2 separate regions of the Mus musculus genome follow, and region 1 is linked to region 2. Evidence: chromatin loops called from intact Hi-C (ENCODE). Cell type or tissue: left cerebral cortex. All regions are shown on one strand. Links, peaks and the distances in the headings refer to the core of each region. The heading gives the core; the rest is flanking DNA.

What was found. A loop is a pair of places that touch in the nucleus more often than their neighbours do. Peaks named below come from ENCODE experiments on the same cell type or tissue, not always from the same donor. Only the 100,000 strongest peaks of a DNase experiment are listed, where the experiment ranks them.
Region 1: it touches region 2 in a loop (5-fold over the local background); 3 of 42 quality-filtered maps call a loop at or near these places.

Annotation. Positions count from the first base shown.
Region 1 is chr8:28,866,247-28,877,805 of GRCm38, reverse strand. It overlaps Unc5d (unc-5 netrin receptor D), which reads left to right. Exons shown (of 18, transcript NM_153135.3): 3 at 2,167-2,310. Among named protein-coding and RNA genes, the nearest start is that of Gm32505, 170 kb to the right of the region's middle. In left cerebral cortex, for the core only: a CTCF peak has its summit at 6,969; DNase peaks (open chromatin) are centred at 3,239, 6,430 and 7,077; H3K27ac peaks cover 2,139 bases.
Region 2 is chr8:28,640,075-28,651,633 of GRCm38, reverse strand. Unc5d (unc-5 netrin receptor D) reads left to right here. Exons shown (of 18, transcript NM_153135.3): 18 at 1-4,917. Among named protein-coding and RNA genes, the nearest start is that of Gm26795, 52 kb to the right of the region's middle. In left cerebral cortex, for the core only: no CTCF peak of the experiment used is centred there; DNase peaks (open chromatin) are centred at 4,044, 4,481, 4,953 and 6,420; H3K27ac peaks cover 1,360 bases.

The sequences.
Region 1 (11,559 bases), core at 2,129-10,128, 230 kb before region 2:
TCTTAAGTTGAAGAGTAGGATGTAGGCAAGCTCTCCCCTATATCAGTTCACTCCTTAGCATTAACACTCAACTTCTTTGCTCTCGAGAAATCCACAGATTGCAGGACACAAATCTTTAACAAAAGAAGAATTCAACATATTGGAGCTTTCCATCAGAGGAAATGTGGATGGTTAAAAAACACCAACAGGATGAGTGTTGTGTGGTACCTCCTCCAAACTTAGGAAGACTACCTCAAATTGTCCATGATGTTTTATGAGTCCATAACAGTCTCTCGTCACATATTATGAATAATACGTTTTTGACTGGGTGGCATGGGTGTTCTCCATGTGATTAGTTCACCTCTGTTCTTATTTACCACCAGAAGAGGTAGACTTGTATCCCACTTCTTCCTTGCAGAGCCTTTGGCTCATTTGAATTGGAATGACCCCATCCCCCAACCCCAGGCTTTTTTTCTGCTACTTTTTTTTGTTTGTTTCCTTGTTTGTTTTGTTTTCTTTTGTTTTTGTTTTTTGTTTTTTTGTTTTGTTTTGTTTTTTTCAATTGAAATAGATTCTTCTCTAATACAATTTGAAAGTACATTCTGCTCCCATACAACCCATCCTAAGCAGTTTCCCCTCCCTTTACTCCTCCCAGCTCCCTATCACCTCACCTCTCCCCCCAGTCCCATCCTCCCCTCCCCTCTGTTTTCCTTCAGAAAAGAGCAGGCTCCAAAAGACAACAACCAATCACAACAAAACCGGATACAAGACAAGGCAGATTCTTCTGAATTCTTTATTATTTTTAAGGGAAAATAATCTAAATTAGGCATTTAATTTTGCTTCAATTCTTTCACGTATTCGACTTATTTCCATGATCAGGAACAAAAAATTTGAGCACAGAGATAAGCTTTTCATTGTGAAAATAACCTCAGTATTAATTTATAAGGCAGAAGCAGGGGATAACCACAAAATGCTCCCTCTGTAAACCATAGATGTGAATGAATGACTCTCATCTCTCTAAGTCATGGGATGTTTTTGTCTACATCATGGGGATAGAAAAACATATCCCATCTTTGGGAGATGTGCACATATAGTGAATAAAGATCTCTAGGGCTCACTGTGGTGCTGGGCTTCTATGTTCAAGCTTTGAAGAAGCATGCTTATAATGGCGGCCAGTGTCAGCCAGTGTCTGTGGGACAGAAAGGCATGAGAACTAGAGACTGGGACCTTACTTGTCATTAAGTAACTAAAGGAGCTAGAAGGAATATCCACTTTCATCCCTGACACTCCATGAAGGTTAGCCAACCTTCCCATATGCATAGAAGGAGCCCAGTGGTCCTTGGCCAGAAGAATGAATGAGTTTGAGCTCCACAGTTACACGTACCAAGCCTATTCCTAATGATTAGAAGGACAATGCAGAGTCATAAAAATCTCATTGAAAGGTTACAAGTCTTCAGCTTTATCCTAGCTCAGGTGTTTCTTTTCTGCTGTTTCTATAACCCTTGCTCCATCTTCTCACAGCACTACTCTGAGAGTTTTCCTTGGTCCTCTGTCTGGATTCTTAGACTTATAGATCAAGATGGCTGCTTCCTTTCTGTCCTGTCCATTTGCTTTGTATCCTTTAGACTTTGTTCTCAAACTTTGATGCCACTATTTGTGCCATTTCTTGAATTCCTGGTCTGTTTCTCCCCCCACCCCCCGTCTTTCTCTCTCTCTCTCACGCACACACACACATACATACACACACATACTTTTCTTTCAAGCCACACCATTACAGTAACCCTTCCTTGGCTACAAAACCCTGTGATGACTCTAAGATCAACTTAAAACTCTGCCCTTGGGCTTACTATATGGAGATGATTAGGTTCTAGACATTAACTTTGGTACATATTCCTCATAGTACATTTTATACACAGACTGAGAGCCCTGAGGGCACCAGGTCAATGAAAGAGGGATGCTATTCTATTGTACTGCACTGCATTAGTTGATAATACTTTGTGTGTGCACTCTACAGCCTACTCAGCTAGTGGAATTTAATTAGCAGTAATATATTACTGTCACGGTAATTAAAACCTTGCCTTGATTAAAAACAGAATTGTTTAATTAAAAAGAAAAGGTTTGGCTGGCCTTACCTTTGTGATTGAGGAGTACAGTTGCCTCACCTAATGTTCTCCGTCTGCCCATCAGGCTTGAAGGTCCGGGAAGTGTTTATCAATGTCACCAGGCAGCAAGTGGAGGACTTCCATGGGCCAGAGGACTACTGGTGCCAGTGTGTAGCGTGGAGCCACCTGGGAACGTCCAAGAGTAGGAAGGCATCTGTGCGCATAGCCTGTAAGTACCTTTGGGGGTGATCTGTGCCCATAGCCTGTAAGTACCTTTGGGGATGATCTTTGGAGGCGACCTGGGGTCTTAGGAGTCTGAACATGGATTAAATACAGCTGAAGAGCTCTGTGAATATATCCTGGTCTTCTGCAGAATGTAGATGAATGGGAAGCAAGATGGACTTTTCCAACTTCCAATAAATTTAGTTCTTAAAACTCTCCTTTAAAATGCTTGGACATTTTCTGCAGAGGATAATAAGCAACTCAGTTTGCCTAAGAGATTCTTCCCGAATGTTCAGAGCTCAAATGTCTTCACACTGCCAGGAAAATGTGTTCCAGAGAAAAAAAAGCCCACACAAATGCACTCTGCTTCTCCCCATCAATGTAGGCTCACGGGGAGCCTACATGGGGCGAGCTGAGTGATGGCTGTTTATTCTACTTTCCAGCCCATCTGCAAAAATAAGGCATTAAAAACATTAGAGGGTTTTTATAGCCCGCTGTTAAGTCCTTTCTCTGCTAACCTTAAATCATGAAAATGGGTTTCAAAACTATATTTGTTTGACCCAAGTATAACTTTTAAAAAAATATATAGTTGAAAAATGATGAGAAATAAAAAGAAAGAAAGAAAGAAAATTGCTTTTCTGAGGAGTCCAGGATTTCTCTATCCTGTTTCAGCATCTATGTCTTTATAATCTGAATATGATTTATAATATGTAAACTTCTCCTCCTGTCCTACCCATTCCCATTAGCCCACCTCTGTAGATCCTCAAATTGCTCCTTTTTGCGCCTAGGACTGTTATAAGAAAAAAGGGGGGAAAAACTCAATAGAAAGAAGCTGGGAGGGGCAGGAGAGATGGTTATTGTTGTTTTATTCAAATCCTGCCTTTTGAGAGTGTCATAAAGAATATGGGACAAGAGGGATTTGTCTGAGGACTGGAGGAATTCTCCATAGCAGATGTTGGTGGCTTAGGGATTAAGAATAGGAGTGAATTGCTGTTTGCAAAGACATTTATGTTTCTTCAGAAACAAAATCTCCCTCTTAAAATATGCATTTTACCTTCATAATACTGGCGATTTGGGAGGCCTCTCCTGGACGCCATGTGAGTCCTCCAAGACCAGGAAAGAGAGGTCACCTCATAAGCTGTACTCAATGTGAGAGCCTTGGGAAACATTTTTTCCAATACTTACTTAGTTAATTAAAATTAGCCAACCAATATTTTATGATGTTAACGTAGCAGGTCAACCAGGAGAGGGAGTGTGTTTGCATTCATTTGTCCCATAATAAGTCCAGTTCTGTGTTCCCATGTGGACTCACAGAGGCCATCCAGATCCCTAGTCAAGGCGGGGTATCTGTAGTGCTCAATTCAAGCAGAGAAGAGGAAACAGCATGAGAGTATTCAACCCTGGCTCACTCAATTTCTGTCTTCTGAGCTCCATTCTCCACCCCCACCCCCACCCCCACTCATCAGCCTTCCTTCTCCAAGGTCCATGTCGCCTATCCTTTGAACTATTATCAATACAGGTTTCCCAGTCTGTGTCCATCTCTTTGGTTGTCTCCCTCAGTTGTCCTGATTGCCATGTGTCTATCAGAACCTCATGTTTGGTTCACAAAGCCCATCAGAGATTGGTTCACACCCACCTGTTCTCATCTCTCATCACGTGGACTATACTCCACACACTTTGTCCTTTCAAATGCATGGTTGCCACACATGTCAGCTTTGCCTTTCTGACACACCCCATCCACTAGTGCAGTCTGCTAATTTGCATGTGTAGCGGGACAGGAGAGAAGAGCCTAGACTTCACATCCCTGCTCCATTTCCATTTCTGTTCTGCATCGCCTTAGTTTTGTACAGGTGGAAAGCATAGCTCATTTTCCTCGGTCTTAATATCTCCATATGTGAAACCGTACCTATTTCCTGGAGCTGTTCTGAGCATTGCTGATATACCCGAGTACTAATTATGTAACCTAACAACACCAGTGAATACTCTCCAGCTATGACCTGATGCCCTGTGGCATACCTGATCCTCTCCTGCACTGTTTCATGGGCTGGTCTTCACTGATGCTTACTGACTGAGTCTTCTAGGTTTGCCTCTACTGTGCTGACCCTCTCTGCATGATAAAATAAGAGATTAGGAAATATTAATAATGGAAAAGGAATTTTTCATTATGTCACTTTCCCTTTAATCATTTGACCTTCATAGACGTCTGAGATCCTTTTCTGATAATAATCTTGTGATTCTCTCTAAAGATTTTAAAGGAACTGTACTTTTCATATGATAAGCTCATTTGTATATAAATATTTTTTCAAGCAAAAATGTTAGAATATCATTATAGCCCGTATTATACAATTCACTTAATGAGTTCTCTAATAGTGTTTCCAACATATTTTTAATTTCTTCCCATGTAGCAAGTTAGAGGCTCTTTAATTTATTTAAAATTATTTATGCAAGCCAAGACATGATTTGTCATTAAATATTGCATTTGACTTGGGGACCAATGTGTATTAAAATGTAAATTGAAATTTAACTAGTGTAATGGCATCAAAAGTGTATGTGGGGGTGCCTTCAGGATCTTACTTGGATGTTTTATTCGCTTGCAGGAAAAACATGTTTAAAATGATTTTCTATTTTTATTAGACTGAGAGAAAAGAGTTCTGACTTTTGCGTGTAAGTACTTCCTAACGAATAGCACATTGCACATGAGGATAGTCCTCATTCTGAATAAATGAATAGGCAAATTAGATATAATTGTTACAATGTTTCTTCTTTTTAAGATTGTTTTTTAAGTAATAGAGGCATCTTAATGTGCTAAATAATCATTGGTAGATAAATGCAGTTTATGAACGTGAGGACCATCATCCGAAGGGACTTTACAATTTACTGTCATCTTTATAGAATTCAATAAACCGTTCTGTTTCAGCATCTGAGCCCCTTATGCTTCCTGCATTGAGCCAATGAGCCATTAAGGATTTAAAATTTTTTAAATTGCATTGGGCAAAAGCGCCAAGGCAACTGGGACGTCGAGCTGGGGGACATATTGACAGGAGCCTCTTGATGTGATCAGGGTTACTAATCTCTACGAAACACCAGGAGGTTCTCTGGATGCTGCTGCTTAGAGATGGTTTGATTTTTAAGAGGAAGCAACACTGAGAAAAATCTCCTGTTATTTTTTATGATTCATCTGTTCCTCAGAGTGGACCCTATTGGAGGTAAAAGTTACAGATACCGAGCACTGTCTTCTATGATACTCTGGATTAGACTATGGAAATATGATAAATGTTGTAAATTATTTATGCTTATATTATTTATTATTTAGTTTGCTATCTACTATGTGATTGTATAATATGGTTAAGGATTTTGTGAGTCTGTAAGCAGATATCATTGGGATATCTTGCCTAGGAACAAGATTTCCATAACTCCACCGTGCACCATCATGTCAATCAGCAATCAGCATGGTCCTCATCTAATGCTGAAGATTCAGTTCAAATAATTCAGGAAGCCTAGTATTGGGTCTCTAATTGAGAATTTCTATTGAGCTTCCTGAATGTGAGAGCTGCTAGTTGATGAACGCCCTGTACCTCCAGTCCTGAGAATTTATGTAATATTATTTGAGGCATTTCTATTTGCCCCATTTAGGATTTCCTATGCCTGCTTTGTTCAACGTGTTGCCAAAAGATAAAGACCGTGACTGAAGGGGAAGGTCATCTAGCCATTACCAAAGTGGAACAGAGCCCCATCTGTCTGCCCATTGTATTCCCTTGCGTATTCTTACTGCTAAGCCCTGTGAGTTGCCCTCTGTTAAATAGAAACGGGAGAATCAAAATAGAAACCTTTATGTGCATTTGAGTACTTTCTTGAGGGAAATGGCAGTTGTTTTCCTCTTTCATTTCTAAGTCAGTTGTGAACCTGAACCGCCTCATGGTCAAGTTCTACTGTGTGTACGCTTCTTATTGGGAGCCAGTGTGCTTGTCATCCGCCTTCACTAAGATCCCCCTTAATCACACTAAGGCATGAACAGGGAGAAATTGGCTGGCCACCAACTACAGGGGGCTGGAAATAGCAGAGACCTAGTTACCAAAGTGAGTTTAGGAAGGTAAAAATAGGTAAATAAAAGCAGCCTACATTGACCCCCACCAAGCTGGCAGAAGCCTGTCTCCAGGGAACAACTCCCACAGGCCCTCCCTCATCCGTCTGCTTCACTTGGGCTGGAAGATACGTCGTGCTGTGGCATCTGCTGCTGGACTATTGTCAAAACCAGGAATACTCAATCATTCCTAGTTGTTTATTTTCATGGGTGAACATTTGGCAGCTTAGCCCTCTCTTTTATTCTCTGTTTTTCTTTCTCTCCTTCATCTGCTTATAAGGTGTTGTGCCTGTAGCATTAAACTCTTAGTCAAGGAAACCCTTCTTGACACTTGGCTACTTTACCTAATTTTGTACTGAGAAGGAACTATCCCTGTCCTATAATTGAGCCTGTTCTAGCAAGTTGGACATTTGGAAGAATACACAGTAGGAAATCACTATTTTGTTGATTTTTTTTTAAAAAGGGGCATAATTTGAGACATGCTGAATAAAATGTAAATATGATGTTTATTTGAGATGCTTCTAAAATATCTATGCAATTGTGGCAAGGAATGAAGAAATTAGAAAAATCTCATTTACAGCCACAGGGTGCTCTATACTTGCATGCTGGAGTGAAACAGGATTATTTTATTTTTCTTTTGGAGGTGGTTTCCTTTTGAAAAATCAGAAAAGAAAAAAAAAACTATTCAGTTGTCTCTATTGTGCAGCGCAGCTTCCTGGCTTCAGTAAATAATTTCATATGCTGGGAACTGCTGGGGCCTCTGCCTCCTGCTAGCAACATTAAATATGGGGATAAATAAATGTTCGTATACTGTAAAATTTTCAGGAGTAACCTCTTTTGCCTGCCTTGCCCCATGACGTCCTTACAGGTGTGCTGCGCTCCACCTGAGTGAGTGAGTGAGTGAGTGAGTGAGTGAGTGAGTGAGTGAGTGAATGAGCACCACTTAGATTCTCAACCTGTGGTTCACAGCCTCTTTGTGGGGGGTCAAGTGACCTTTTCAGATGGGTCACCTAAGACCTTCAGTGAACACAGATATTTATATTGTGATTTATAACATTACCAAAATTTCATTCATAAAGGATCAAGGAAAGTGATTTTATGGTTGGGGGGTCACGACAACATAAGGAACTGCATTAGGAGGGTTAAGAACCACTGTCTTAGATGCTTGGGTATAAATTCTTAGGCTCAGAGGTATAGGCTGCTTTCCCTGTCTGTACTTTGCCTGTGTTCATTATTGTCCCAGAGAACATGCATAGGTCCATCTCCCTGTCTCTGACTCTTTATTCGTACGTTATGCCCCTATTGAAGGATTATCCTACTTGTTGCCTTATACATAGACACCAGCATAACAAATCTGTTCACCCCACTGACCTCAACAGCCTCTTAGACTAATTTGGACATCCAAGAGCCTACTCTGGTATCCAGCTTCCAAATTTTATGGATTCAAGTTTCCATTTCTGTCTTCCCACAGAATTTTTTTAGGACTGTTATCATGATATTTGTAATCACAATTATTTTGAAATTACCTGTGAATTCATTCTATATGTAGATAGATACAGAGAGATAGATAGATATAGTTTTTTTTTTTCTTTTTTCGAGACAGGGTTTCTCTGTGTAGCCCTGGCTGTCTTGGAACTCACTCTATAGAACAGGATGGCCTCGAACTCAGAAATCCTCCTGCCACTGCCTCCCAAGTGCTGGGATTAAAGGCATGAGCCACCACCTCCCATCTATCTTTTTATATTTTTGAACTGCCTCAAGGTTCCACCGTTATTACCTTCACTGTTTTGACTTCCAAGTCACAAGCAGATCTTATTGTCACCTTTGTAGTGGGTACGTCTTGAACAGCAATGCTATTCATGTAAAGCTTAACTCCTCTTCAGAAAAAGGCATCTGTTCATTGTTCATTGTGATGATGTCCAGCTGTCTGACTTTCTTGTGAGTCTATGGCTAATAAGAACATGGAAGAGTCATCTTTGGCTTCCCTTATCTGGAGATGACTGCATACTGTCAGCAGTGCAGTAAGCAGAGGCCAAAAGGGAATAGAAGAGATGAAACATTACAATCATGTTACACCATGTATTACATATGTGACCTCAACTGTTTACACTGTCTGCTCTGGTCCAATATTCTCTGTCCACATACTCCTACATTGTGGGAAACAGTCTTCAATACCTTGTATGAAATGCACACAAGTTTAAAGCCTTAATTTCTCTTTTTACAGCAAAATGTCCCCTAAAGTTAAGAAAGGCAATAAGCTAGCTTTCTTCTAAAGATCAATCATTTCCCATAACCATACATTAATCTATAAGATATAAGATACTACTGAAGGATGTGAGAGGCTTAGTTTCGTAATCATATTGTAAGCTGCATAAAATCATCTAGTCAAGGAATGTATGTTTGCTAAAGTACAGCTGCAGTCCAGTAGCGAGGCTGCACACTGTGGGGTGCAGTTGTATCTACCTGAAACCATGCAAATGCTGTTTGCTTGTCAAGCCCAGTGCTAATGAGTGTCATGTTTGCACAGATGTGCCATGGAGACTTACAGAAGCAGATCTGGGAGCATGCTTTCTGAGCCCTAGTGTACAGTGAGCAAAGTTTGGTGTTTAAAAGATAAAAGTTTGGACCAGGAAAATCAGTCTTTTGAAGCATGTGAAATTATATGGAGCATAACACCTGTGAGCCAACTCTGAAAACTCAGGCCATATATGTAGTAATTGGGTTTTTTTTTTAAGTGAAATAACTGGCCTTGGAAGCCTATGGATACCCTCAAATTCTATCATACAGGATTTAAAGAGTGCTGTTTTTACTATAAAGCCAGCAGCAGCATCTAGGTATTAAGGTCTAAGTATTAAGGTGACAAATGACTCTAGAGCCTGGAACCAGACATGACCAATGGTGGAGCAATGTTCCTGCTATAGAATCGCCTCGTGCACTATACATGGAGAAGAAAAGGACATACATCTGACAGTGACATTTGAGACTATATACTTACGTTAGATATCTAGGTAAGATGGCAGACAGGTTGCTTACAAATTAAACGATGATATCAAGAGTAAGTGGAGTCAGTTCATTGGTAGAGTGCTTACTTAGCATTCAGGAGATCCTACATTTGAACCTCTGCACTCCACAAACATCCTATAATCCCAGCACTCTGAAGGTGAACAGAGGTTCTAGGTCATCAAGCTAAATGGAGAGCAAGGCCAACATGAAGGCACAACTCAAGCAAATGTTTGACATAATGGTAGACCTTAACTGAGGTTACATCATAGTGCCTAGAATTTCCTTCAGCCATGTACTGAGAGTCTTCAGGTTAACACTGATACAGCTTACTGTTGCCACTCTTTCTGTGTTTATATCTCTATGATCTTGCCCCACTGAACCATGGGAAGTGTTCTGAGATTCACATCATTAGGTATTTTTGTACTTGCTTACCCAGGTTGCATGCTTCCATATGATAAGGAAATATGGAATAGGGCTAAAGCCAACCTACCCTGTGGAAGTATATTCTGAAGTAAGTATATTCTTAGTAAGTAGGAATTCACTTGAAAATTGCTACAAAAGCAAAGAAACATATATAACTGTACAAGTCAACTATATGTCCTGAATGTTTATACAACTGATCTTATAGCAAGCTTCTTTACAAAAGTTACCACAAACCCATGCAGATAGCTAGATCTGTGGGTTCACTGGCAACAGGAATTATTTAATTCTAGTATTATACACACACACACACACACACACACACACACACACACACACACACACACATATATATATATATATATATATATATATATATATATATATATATATATATATTAGATTCAGACTTGTGGAATTCTTTAATATAGTACCATGTCTCCCTTCACTGCCCTTACTTAAGTATATTTTATGATACTTAAGTAATTATGAGAAGAATTTAATAGAAAACTATTACCCAGAGAACCTGACAGCCTCTGGAACAGGCAGAAGCACAGAGGCGCTGAGGCAGCACCCTGTGTGGGCCGGGGACAGCCGGCCACCTTCCGGACCGGAGGACAGGTGCCCACCCAGCTGGGGAGGCGGCCTAAGCCACAGCAGCAGCGGTCGCCATCTTGGTCCGGGACCCGCCGAACTTAGGAAATTAGTCTGAACAGGTGAGAGGGTGCGCCAGAGAACCTGACAGCTTCTGGAACAGGCAGAAGCACAGAGGCGCTGAGGCAGCACCCTGTGTGGGCCGGGGACAGCCGGCCACCTTCCGGACCGGAGGACAGGTGCCCGCCCGGCTGGGGAGGCGACCTAAGCCACAGCAGCAGCGGTCGCCATCTTGGTCCCGGGACTCCAAGGAACTTAGGAATTTAGTCTGCTTAGGTGAGAGTCTGTACCACCTGGGAACTGCCAAAGCAACACAGTGTCTGAGAAAGGTCCTGTTTTGGGCCTTCTTCTTCGGCCAGGAGGAGGTCCAAATACAAGATATCTGCGCACCTTCCCTGTAAGAGAGCTTGCCAGCAGAGAGTGCTCTGAGCACTGAAACTCAGAGGAGAGAATCTGTCTCCCAGGTCTGCTGAGAGACGGTAACAGAATCACCAGAAGAACAATCTCTAAACAGAGTCAACTATAACTACTAACTCCAGAGATTACCAGATGGCGAAAGGTAAACGGAGGAATCTTACTAACAGGAACCAAGACCACTCACCATCACCAGAACCCAGCACACCCACTTCGCCCAGTCCAGGGAACCCCAACACACCTGAGAACCTAGACCTAGATTTAAAAGCATATCTCATGATGATGGTAGAGGACATCAAGAAGGACTTTAATAAATCACTTAAAGAAATACAGGAGAACACTGCTAAAGAGTTACAAGTCCTTAAAGAAAAACAGGAAAACACAATCAAACAGGTAGAAGTCCTTACAGAAAAAGAGGAAAAAACATACAAACAGGTGATGGAAATGAACAAAACCATACTAGACCTAAAAAGGGAAGTAGACACAATAAAGAAAACTCAAAGCGAGGCAACACTAGAGATAGAAACCCTAGGAAAGAAATCTGGAACCATAGATTTGAGCATCAGCAACAGAATACAAGAGATGGAAGAGAGAATCTCAGGTGCAGAAGATTCCATAGAGAACATCGGCACAACAATCAAAGAAACTGGAAAATGCAAAAAGATCCTAACTCAAAATATCCAG
Region 2 (11,559 bases), core at 1,454-9,453:
GAGTGAGTGAGTGAGTGAGTGAGTGAGTGAGTGAGTGAATAAATGTCTCCAAGGAAGAGAACCCTACCACACTTTCCTAGGAACCATACGCATCATTCAGAGAGACTTCTGTGCTCTGACTGCCTAGCCACACCATGTGTACTTTCTCCTTAACAGTATTAACTCATAGCTTTCATTTTAAGTTACATACACACACACACACACACACACACACACACACACACACACACCAATAGTATTTTAGAGAATTGAAATCTGTAGATTATTCACAAGCTTCATCTTATATTTTACGACACTTTTATATTTGAATACATCATTTTGACCAATATTCTGAGAGACTGAAGATGAACAGATATACTCTTCTTCTGGAGGAAGTTTTCAGTAACTGCCCACAAGGAGGACAACCCAAGCCAACCACCTACATTAACTTCCAGGCAGCTACTTAGCTTTTTTTTTTTTTGAGGATGATTACGTTTGAAAAAGCATGATCAGAAATAGGACAAAAAAGAATCCTTGGGAATGAGGACATGACATGCTATTGTTTTTATAGGTCCTTTGTGTGAAAACAAATGCTCGCAACCTCTTCCCAAGTGGAAATACCTAAATTCAGGTTGACGTTATAACCCCTTGGAACAGACATTGAAGAATTCTTGAATGTGTTAGCTATTTTTATCTAACGAGCATGTGATATATCAGGTCCTCCATATCACATAAAAGGCTTTGCCGTGTGCAAATCAAAAGAACCCGGGTTGCTTTGCTCAGGAATGAAAGGCTTACTCTATTGAACAAATGAATCATCTTCGAACTGACAGACTTAGTCAGAATGCCATATCTGGATCAGGAGAACACCATTTTCCCTTAGACTCAAGTTATTTATTCATCCTTGTGAAGAAGAAAGAGAAAAGGCATATAGAACTTCTTGGCATCACTGATAGAGTTTCTGGGAGAAGAGATGTAAATGGTTGATGAGCTACAAACCAGATGACGATGAACAGTAGGGTCGGGTGCGGGCAGAATCGGCATCACTTGTTAGGTAACAAACTATTTGCAACACACTCTAGAGAGATCCTATATTAACATCTATGTGGAAGATTTTTGTTTTACATTTCCTACCCTATCCACTTCTCTTCTTTCCCTTCCAATTGGCCTTATAATTGTTTATATGTTTTGTGAACCTACACACGTTCTTTGTAGATTTTTAACAGCTTTTTTATAATATTATAAACAGATAAAAAATTGTAACTGTCCTGGCATCTGTGTAGGTTATTTTAAGGTGAGGTAGCAGGAACAGCATGAAGGTTGGTCCCATGTGTCTGCAGTTGCCCCCATTAGATTCAGGTTTTGTGTTCTGTTTGTTTGATTTTTTTTTTTTTGGCCTGTGTTTATAAGTGCACTTGATCATAATATCACATGAGGTAATAAGGGAGGCGTCAACAGGAGTCACCTCACATCCCAGACCATGGTTCAGTGAGGTTCCCCTTGACTTTTTATGTTTCCTTCTTTATATCTATCTTATTTCTGCTAGGATGCTACACAGGATTTTAAAATAAATATGTCACATTCTGTGGTCTTTGAATGCCAGGGTTGTGGTATAATATTTTACAGTGAAATTTCAAAGAGAATCCTGGTCTGTGAGATTTACAGACCAAGGGATTGTGTGTGTCCAGGGAGGGTCTGCAGGTCTCAAGGCTTAGCTCACACTTGAACATGCAATGACTCACTGTGACCCCAAGCTTTTGCATGACTTTCACCTGTCACAGCTCAAATGCCCATCCTGGAAGAGGTTTCCACATTACTCTGGGCGCTAAATTCGGAAGTGTCACTGTCCTAGTGCAAGATAAAACAAAAATTAAAAGTGTCCTTAAATACTTAAAAACATAAATTTTTTACAAAAACAATCCTACTCAATGCCAAATTTCTCAGTGCTTGGAGACATTAAATCTATACTTTAAATATGAGTTTAAATTTTGCCACAAAAATGGTGAGATCCACAGGTTTGCTAGACTACAGCAGCATTACGTTAATTTACAGTCTCTACCACTCCACATACACAGTCTGAGTAGTTTACATTTGCATTCTTTAATCCAAAAGGAAACTTGTTCTGTGGTTTTAAATGCTACCTTCATTCACCAGTGCGGGTAGACTCATAAAACTCAGATGTACTTCCACAAAATTTTATTGGCCTTTTTGTAAGGGATGAAGGGAATTGAGATAGTTTCCTTTAAAGAGAGGAACTTTTCTCTTATTTTTATCTCCAACTGCTGTGGTCCTGGTATTTTTTTTTCTTCTTCCTCTTCATTCATTTGGCTATGAGAAGGACTATTAAGTCCAATCACACAGGGTTCTCTTTGGAGTAAAATATTTATTACAGTGATTTTGTTTCCTGGACAAAACAAACAAACAAACAAACAAAAAACAAACAAACAAAAAAACCCTCTAAATATCAAACATGAAAAGCAAAGCTAGAAAATTAAAATGGCGTGAATGGTTTTATACATTTTGACCGAATTTACCTGTGACTTTCAGAATGTTAACAACATCTTTGGATATGTTTCTGTTTTAGATTTTTCCTTTCAGATATTTTCAGTTTCTTGGTCTGCCTGGCCTCTGTAAATGTGTTGAATGATAGAGCTATCAGGCATGCTAAGGCAACACTCTCTGAGGTCTTTATTCCAGCAGAAATGAGGAAGGAGCTGAAAAACGTGCCTCTCTGGCCTACTGCGCGGCCCATTTTCATTCTATTGCTCATGAAGCATTGCAGAACCTGAACACTTAGTAACTCCCAAAGCCTGGACTACAGGTGACAGTCACAGCACCTGCAAGAACAAAAGCGTGGGCTTACCGATGGTGACCACATTTTATTAGCCCTTTGGTGTTCATTGTCATAGAGCTGTATTTGAACATTGATGCTTTGGGCCAAGACTTGAATGGCCACCGTTTCAATAGTTGCCACTGTTTTTGTCCGCATAGAGTTTTTCTGAACTACAACAAGCAAAACTGTATTTTGTCAAATGTCACAAAAGTGAAACTGTTACTAATCTTAGATGTGTTGCATATTTTGTGTTTCTTTTCCAAACTCTTTCACTAGCTGCGGTGACAAAGCTGTTTGGCTGTATTGACAGCATGTGGTGTCTTTTCCAGAAGCAACTCTAGGAGAGCCAGTGTCTACTGTGGACTCCTCACATCCCCATTACAGGGTCACCAACAAAACTGAAATGGCAATTTATATGCTGTAATTTTTTTTCCCTGAGAATCAAAGGGGATGGCGCCAGGCCTGGCTATTAGTCACTAGTGTGTAGTACTGTGATCAGAAGTAGGAAGTTTATCTTGCATAGAATAATTGTGGTTTTTGAGGCAGCTCCTCATTGCTTTTTTTTTTTCCTTTTGCTGTGAAGATCATGGATTTGGGGTGTCCTCACGAAGTGGGCCTAAGACAGTAACGTTGCAACTTCATGTCTTCGAACCTACCATGTATCTGAACCATGTATCTGAACCCAAAGATTAAAAAAAAAAAAAGGCAGGAAGCATCCTCGACAGGCCTAAGCTCCCTGCCCCTTATCAGTATTAACTTCAGCAGGAGTTATATCTTTTTTCCACAAAGTTCCACCATTTGATTCTATTATATATCAGAGAACCTGCTAATGACTTTCTTTTTGGGAATAGAAATATGTGTCAAATACTTTCACTAAAGGCATGGGTATAATGAATATGCCCCTTTGTTTCAAATTTATCTGACTCATTAAAAAAAAAAAAGAAGAAGAAAGAAAAGAAAAGAAATGATTCAGACCGAAATTCCAGAATTGGGAAAGTTGTACAATAACCTTAAAATTGGATACATTTCTAGTCAGTAATGAACCAACTAGAGTTCTGATGAATGCATGATATTTAAAGGGAATAAGCCAAATGTCATGCCACAAGACCCTTTCCCAAAACACAAGCATTCTGCTCAAATGTGGAGACAGCAATTCTAATGTTCCTTTGTTGCCAAGCATGGGGAGTGGAAAGATGGAGAATAACCAGGACACACCCACCAGGGCTTCCTGGGAGAAAAGCTGAGAACAGAAGCCCCCAACAAGGGCCTCTCCTAGATGCTTCCTGCTCCCATAGAAAACTTCTCGATAACAGGGAAATACCCAAGTGTCAAAATTCCACTATCAGGGAAACGGCTGTCTCCTTCTCTACACCACATGAAGAACAGAATTTCTGTTCTTCGTAACCAGGTCTGATTGGTACAGACACTCCAATAAATCATGACCTAGAAGTATTGTCAGCATGGACAGGTAGAGAAGTGCTGACTCATTTTCCTAAGCCCAAACTTGGAAATATGGGTGATATATTTCCCTCCTCCTATAAAGGAGAGTTTCAAACCTATTTCATTTTGTTCTGTTTATTTTGGGAAGGTACATGGGGGTGTTCTTTCAAATGATTCATTTAGTTTTTTCAAACCCATACCACTCTCAATGTTCATTTGATGTGTTCAAAGCCAAAAAAAATATGAAATAACATTTTAAGCAGAGCTGAACACTAACTCGGACATGAAGCTGAAGGAGTGAGCAAGCCACAGGAGAGGGTCTAAGCGAAGCATGGCCTTGGCTTCATACCACACTTTTTGTGCCTTGTATTATCAGTGTAAATTCTGAATGTTGTACAGTAAATACTTGGATGGACTCCTTAGCAAGGATGCACCGGCTTCTTTTTTCAGCACATGTACATATCTATAAATATATATACATATATATTTGGTAATGCCAAACAGCTATGTTATATTGTACTGAACAAAATGGCCCGTTTGGATGTTTTATGTAGAGTTTGCAAAAAAACCAAAATGGATGGTTATTGACTTTTCGAGATAAATGTACAGGCATAAATTACTGCTTACCAGTTATTTATGAATAAAGAGTCTTTTCTTGACATTTTAGGATATGATCCATGAGTGGGAATTTGAAATCTCAGTGAGGACTCTGTTCTATCATATTCTGGCAGGTGTTAGGCTATTCTCCCGAGGACAGCTTTCAAATCCTTTAAATGTAATGAAACTCACTTCTTTCTTTGGTCTCAGTAAAACACTGGGAGATGTTAAAAACAAATATTTTTTTTCAAGGAATTCCAGGCCACCTAAATACATACTTGCACACATATGTCTGTGTATACACACCCCTTTCTTAGGGATACAGCTTAGGGTTTTCTTGCTGAGAAAAGATACCATGACCGCAGCAACTCTTATAAAGGAAAAGATTTCATTGGGATTAGCTTACAGTTTCAGAGGTTTAGTCCATTATCATTGTGGTGGGAAATATGGTGGCAAACAGGAAGACATAGTGCTGCAGAAGGAGTTGAGAGTTATACATCTTGATCCACAGGCAACAGACAGAGACTAACATACTGGTGAGACTTGAGCTTATAAGACATCAAAGTCTACCCCCAACACAACCCCCAGCCCAGTGACATACTTCCTCCAACAAACTACTAAGGCCATACCTCCTAACAGTCCCTATGGTCCAAGCATTTATACATTTGAGTCTATGGAGGCCATTTATATTCAAACCACCACAGGTACTCCATGGGAATCGTAGTCTTTTTTAAGAATATAGGTTTAGAAATTCCAAGGGAATCGCACCCTTACCATAATTAAAAATCCTTTTTCATATCCCTCAAATTACTTTTATATAGCAGAGAACACACTCTGTAGGCTGGAAAGATGTCTCTATGATTACGTGTACTTGAGGATGTTCCAGAGGACCTAAGTTCTGTTTTCAACATCCATGACAATTAAATCACAACTGCCTATAACTCCAGGTCTATGGGATGTGTAACTCACTGTTCTGCCCGCCAAGGGTACCCACATACAGGTTATATACAGACAGCTGTGGATATATACACATAATTAAAAAAAAAAACCTTGAAAAAGATAGTCTCTGCCTTGCCATAGAAAAACAGACATTACATAGAATATTTATGAAAAGATAACAGGAAAATATATATAATGTTAGGCATTCCAACCACATTTGGCTGATTCTCTTTTAATGGTATTTAAAATATGACAATTACCCAGGCATTTAATAATGAAAATTTAGAGGGTTGAACTAAGCTGAAATAACATGGTCTACTCAAAAATATTTTCTAACTTATTTAAAGTAATTTGTGACGATAAAAAAAATTTAAACCAGTAGTTTCCCCAAAGCTATTCACACACACACACACACCACACACACACATGCCAGTAAAAAATAACCAAAATATTATTTTCATGCGAGTATAATAGGTTTGGTTGTCATACTAGTTTCATTTGTGAGGCCGAAAAATACAAAGAAGCACCATTCTCTTCCGCACAACCTGATGCACAGGTTACCGTGGTGTGTGCAGTGAATCTTGGAAATGGAAACATATGCCTAAACATTTTGGACCATGTAATCCTCCCTCCTCCACCATCTGATGGAACTGGTGGGTGGGCACAGGGCAGGTTTTCACACTATGTCTATAAGTTGCTCCAAAGGTCCTCTCTGACGATTGTGAGACTTGGATAGAGATTGAAAGCTGATTTAAAGTGTCTAAGCTACAGAAAAAAAAAAAAAAAAAGAGGAGGTGGTTTCACCTAACATAAACTGGGGAAATTAGTGCTAAAAAGGCAAAACCAAGCCAAATTTTCAGGTTTTTTTTTTTTTTCTGCACAGTTAAAACAAATGAATCTAATCTGAGTTGGCCAAAACAAATTTTAACTAGAGGACTGGTACAAATAGCATGGAGATTCAGATAAGATAAATCCAGATAAGGTTAAAGTTATAATTAATTAAAAATTAATTACAACATTTGCATACAAATTTCCAGGCAGCAGGCAGGTGTGTGCGCACATACTTCTAATCTTAGTCTTAGAAAACTGAAGCATGACGATTGCCCACTACTTCAGAGCCAACTTGGAGTTTGTGTCAAAGCAATGTGTGTGTGTATACACATGTGTATGTGGAGCGATTTCCTTCCTGAATTGACTCAGTTAGTGTGGGCTTTTCCTGTACAGCCAATATTGTGAAGATTTGATTATGATGGAAGCTTACTCATTCACTCAAAAAATATACTTAGTACTTCCAGCATGTAGCATTTGATAATAGGCATCATATGTAATGTTTCTGTTTCGTTTAGAGGAGAGTTATTATAGAATTTTTCATTCTTCACAGTTTGATAAGTGAACAAAAAGAAATGGGTAAAACCCTTAGTCCTACAAGCGACTTCCAAAGAAAAATAAGGTTCATCTCCATCTTACACGAGAAACACTTTGAAGAATAGTTATCTGAAAGAGTCTAACACCAGACTGGTTTGGATGGTAATTGAGCCTGCCATTCTCTGGATGTGTGACCTTGGCCATTGAGTCTGCTATTCTCTGGATCCATGGCATTTGCCAAGAAATTCATTACTTTTAAGAAGGGATAATTCTGTTGAGTTTGATGAGCCCAAAGAAAATGATCAGTGCTGACAATGAGGACTGTGTTAATGGTTTGGTTGGCCTTGCAAGCATGAGAACCTGAGTGCAGTTTCCAGGACCCGCCCAAAAAAGGTGTAATAGTAATTATCCCAGCTGATGACTGAGGAACCACACCCAAGGTCCTCTGGCCTACACACACACACACACACACACACACACACACACACACACACATTTGCACATACCCACTTACACACATGTACCTAGGCAAACACACATGGGAATCTAGCCAGCTGTCCTCATCTAGTTCTGACTGTGAAAAAAAAATTTATTATGTGACCATTGAATGGCTTTAGAGAGGCCACTGGTGAGACAAATACATATTTAAATCATATATATCATTAAAACAACATTTAAAATATAGGATTCTGGCATGCAATCAGTGCTCTGACAAGAAGCTGAATGCTTCCTGGTTTTCAGATAACCAAAGACCCCAAAATTGGATGTGTGCATAAACCGAATGATGAAGATCTGGCTGAGCACATCATCTGCCAGACTTTTCCATTATAAACAGGACATCCAAAAATGATGCCCTTGAAAGATATTGAGTAATATTGACTCAAAGTCCATTGACTCACTGACTCTCAAGTCAAGAGATCACATAGCATCAAATAGCATATACCACAAAATTGGTAAGCACAGAATATTGAGGGAGAGAAACACTATATGTTGCATGTTACAGAAATGACACAAGTTACCACTGAACTAAGATTTAGATATGATTTATTATTGATGCTTTATATATAACATTGTATAACAAATTTCATTATTTGTTGCTGGAAATAGCCACCATTTATTATTATTATTATTATTAATACATTTTGGATCTTCATAATCTGAGCCAAGCTCACCAAGTCTTTTGAAACTCAGGTATTTCTCAGTGGCCTCACAAAATCAGCACACACACACACACACACACACACACACACACACACACACACACACACATATTTAGGAAAATAGAATCCACTCCTTGATATGAAAGGTTACAAAATCAAATCACAACTAGTATAAAAGTTACAGGAAGTGTTGGAGAATTTGTATCATGGTTTTCATTTCCCTGTCAGAATTTTTCAGACAAAATAAAGATGGAAAAGCACCCCAAAAAACATCATTCATAAACATATTAATGAGAATTTCATTCATAAGAGGCTACCATGATGTTTGTGCTTTTAATTAGTATAGCCTATGCTGTTTCTTAGATTAGCATGTCCCAGACTTCATGGTTTTGTTAATAGGAGGTGATTCTGTGCTTTGCTATGCGGGGAAAAGCTAATTTACAGAGGTGTTTTCAGGATGAGTCTTCCTCTCAGAGTACAATCAGTGATTGTGTAAATACCTTCCACATGTTTGGCCTTTCACAAGGATTTATAACTTTAACCCTCTTGTGATCACATGAAGCCACCATCATTACTAGGACTAGTTTACAAGTAGGGAAACTAAGAAAAATGAAGTTATGTTAATATACCATGTAATCACTCAGCAAAGGCTACTAACCTTTTTTGGATATTTATCAGCTTCTTAGCACATTGAGTAACAGCTCAAAATTCAATTCAGAGATTTCAGTGTTTGCTAAAGAGATACAAAAGAGAAACTACATCTTTCACTCTGAATTATTTAATTGAAGATAATCCATATTCCTTTCAGTATTTTGTTTCCTTATCTAGTTACCCATTTTCTTGCAAATCACTGAACTTCATACATCTGAACATTTAAGTCCATACCAACAGCGTTAGCATTTTGCTTCTTGCCTGTGAATGTTTGATTGCATTTCCCTATGACTCATTAGAATTTATCCTTAGAACTGACAAGGGGTTGTCAATACTTTGCTAAACCTCACAACGACTACTTTAAAACCAAAAGGCTGGAGGCATCTTTAGAAACAATTAAATAACTTGTCAAATAATCCTGCTCTCACTAAGCTTGGAGCCAAATCCAGTGTGTCCCTTCCTTCCCGAGAATGGTAGAAATCCAGCCATAAATACAATGCCGCCCAGGCAAATGAGATACTCTGGTCTCTGGGCTTCGGTCTCAGATAAATCACTTATACTCTGAGACATGGCTTCCCCATCTTCAAAATCAGCATCATCAATATCCCTGAACAAGAATTGAGTTAGAAAGAGCATTTTTGTTTCTAGTAAAGGCATTTTCATTTATAGTAAAATGAAAATATCACATTGACTATTGATGCATAAATAAGTCATAATTTAGTTATTTTTACCATCTGGTGAGAAATCCTCACGCAAACTTCCAAGTGATGGCCACATGCCCCTTCACTCCTTCTATCCCAGAGTTGAATGATTTTGCTAAAATATGCGGGACCAGAGGACCATTTCTTCTCCTAACATCATTAACCTAAAATTCCAAACACTTTAGTCAAGATTATCAATGTGTGTATGTTCTTGGCAAGTTTATAAGTAAAAGGATACAAAAACGCCAAGTGAGCCATCTATTTACCACCAATGAAAAGTATGCAAGCTTTTGTGTATATTTTCAGCTCTAACGGCCCTCTGTAGTTATTTCCTCCTAATGTCCTTTAAAATCTAGGCAAACAAGGAAACTCATTTCACCATTTAATTGTGCCTTCTGTTTTCTTTCTTCTTTGCTCAGCCTGCAAGCTTATTTTAAAATAATATTTATTATGTACACAATAAATATGAAAGGGTACACTATAGTAGGCCATGGGAATACAGCAGTTTACTGAATATCCCTGTCTCACAGGTATTTCATGTTTCTGTAAAAGGAGAAAATAAAGAATAAGAGAAATACCAGAAAAGAGAAATAGGCTGAGAGGAAGAATAGGGCTTCCAGGGTGTAGCACCGATGATATGTTAAGACAGGAATATCAGGCAAGATCTAACTTAGCTTTTGACTAAGTAGATAAACAAGATATCTTAGGGTTTCATTGCTGTGAAGAGATACCATAACAAAGGCAGCTCTTTAAAGGACAACATTTAATTGAGGCTGGCTTACAGCTTCAGAGGTTCAGTCAATTATCATCCTGGTGGGATTATGGCAGTGTGCAGGCAGACATGATGCTGATGGAGCCGAGAGTTCTACATCTTGAACCAAAGGCAACCAGGAGGAGACTGTCTTCTGCAGGCATCTGGGGAGAGGGTCTGAAAGACTACACTGGGTGGAGCTTGAGCACTAGGAGACTTCAAAGCCCACCTACCCCATGACACAAGGCCATACCTACTGCAAACATACCACACTTTCTAATAGTGCCACTTTCCATGGGCCAAACATTCAAACACATGAGGCTATGGGGGTCAAAACTCTTCAAATCTCTATGCAAGATAAGTAAGAAATTGTAAGAAGATGACATAAGGCAGAGGAAAGAGTCTCTCCAACGCCTTGAGGTGGCTGTTCTACAATGGACAAACCCAAGGAATAGTAGTGAAATTAGTGCAGATGGAGTGAGAGGATAGACTGAGAATAGAAGATAGGCACGGCCCCAATGGAGGAGCTAGAGAAAGTACCCAAGGAGCTAAAGGGAACTGCAACCCTATAGGTGGAACAACAATATGAACTAACCAGTACCCCGGAGCTCTTGTCTCTAGCTGCATATGTATCAAAAGATGGCCTAGTCGGCCATCACTGCAAAGAGAGGCCCATTGGACTTGCAAACTTTATATGCCCCAATACAGGGGAATGTCAGGGCCAAAAAGGGGGAGTGGGTGGGTAAGGGATTGTGGGGGTGGGTATGGGGGACTTTTGGGATAGCATTGGAAATGTAAACGAGGAAAATACCTAATTTAAAAAAAAAGAAGAAGAAGAAGAAGAAGATAGGCTTGGACAAGAACAGGCAGACAGACCATCTGTGCTTGTATATACTTGGGACTTAAGCTGTGTGCTGCAAGTAGACACGGCTGGTGTGGAAATGACCTTAGCATGGGTGTAGGGTGGTTAGTGCACATGCTAAGTGAAGGAAGGGCGATATGTGTGAGGTACTAGTGTAGAAATCCCCAGGGGAGGCTGACTGATGGTAATTACAGTAGCAGAGATCAGATGGGAGTCGTCAATGTGTCCTGAAGGTTAAGGTTATAAAATGGATAGATAGATGTTGTGAAAGAGAGAATAAA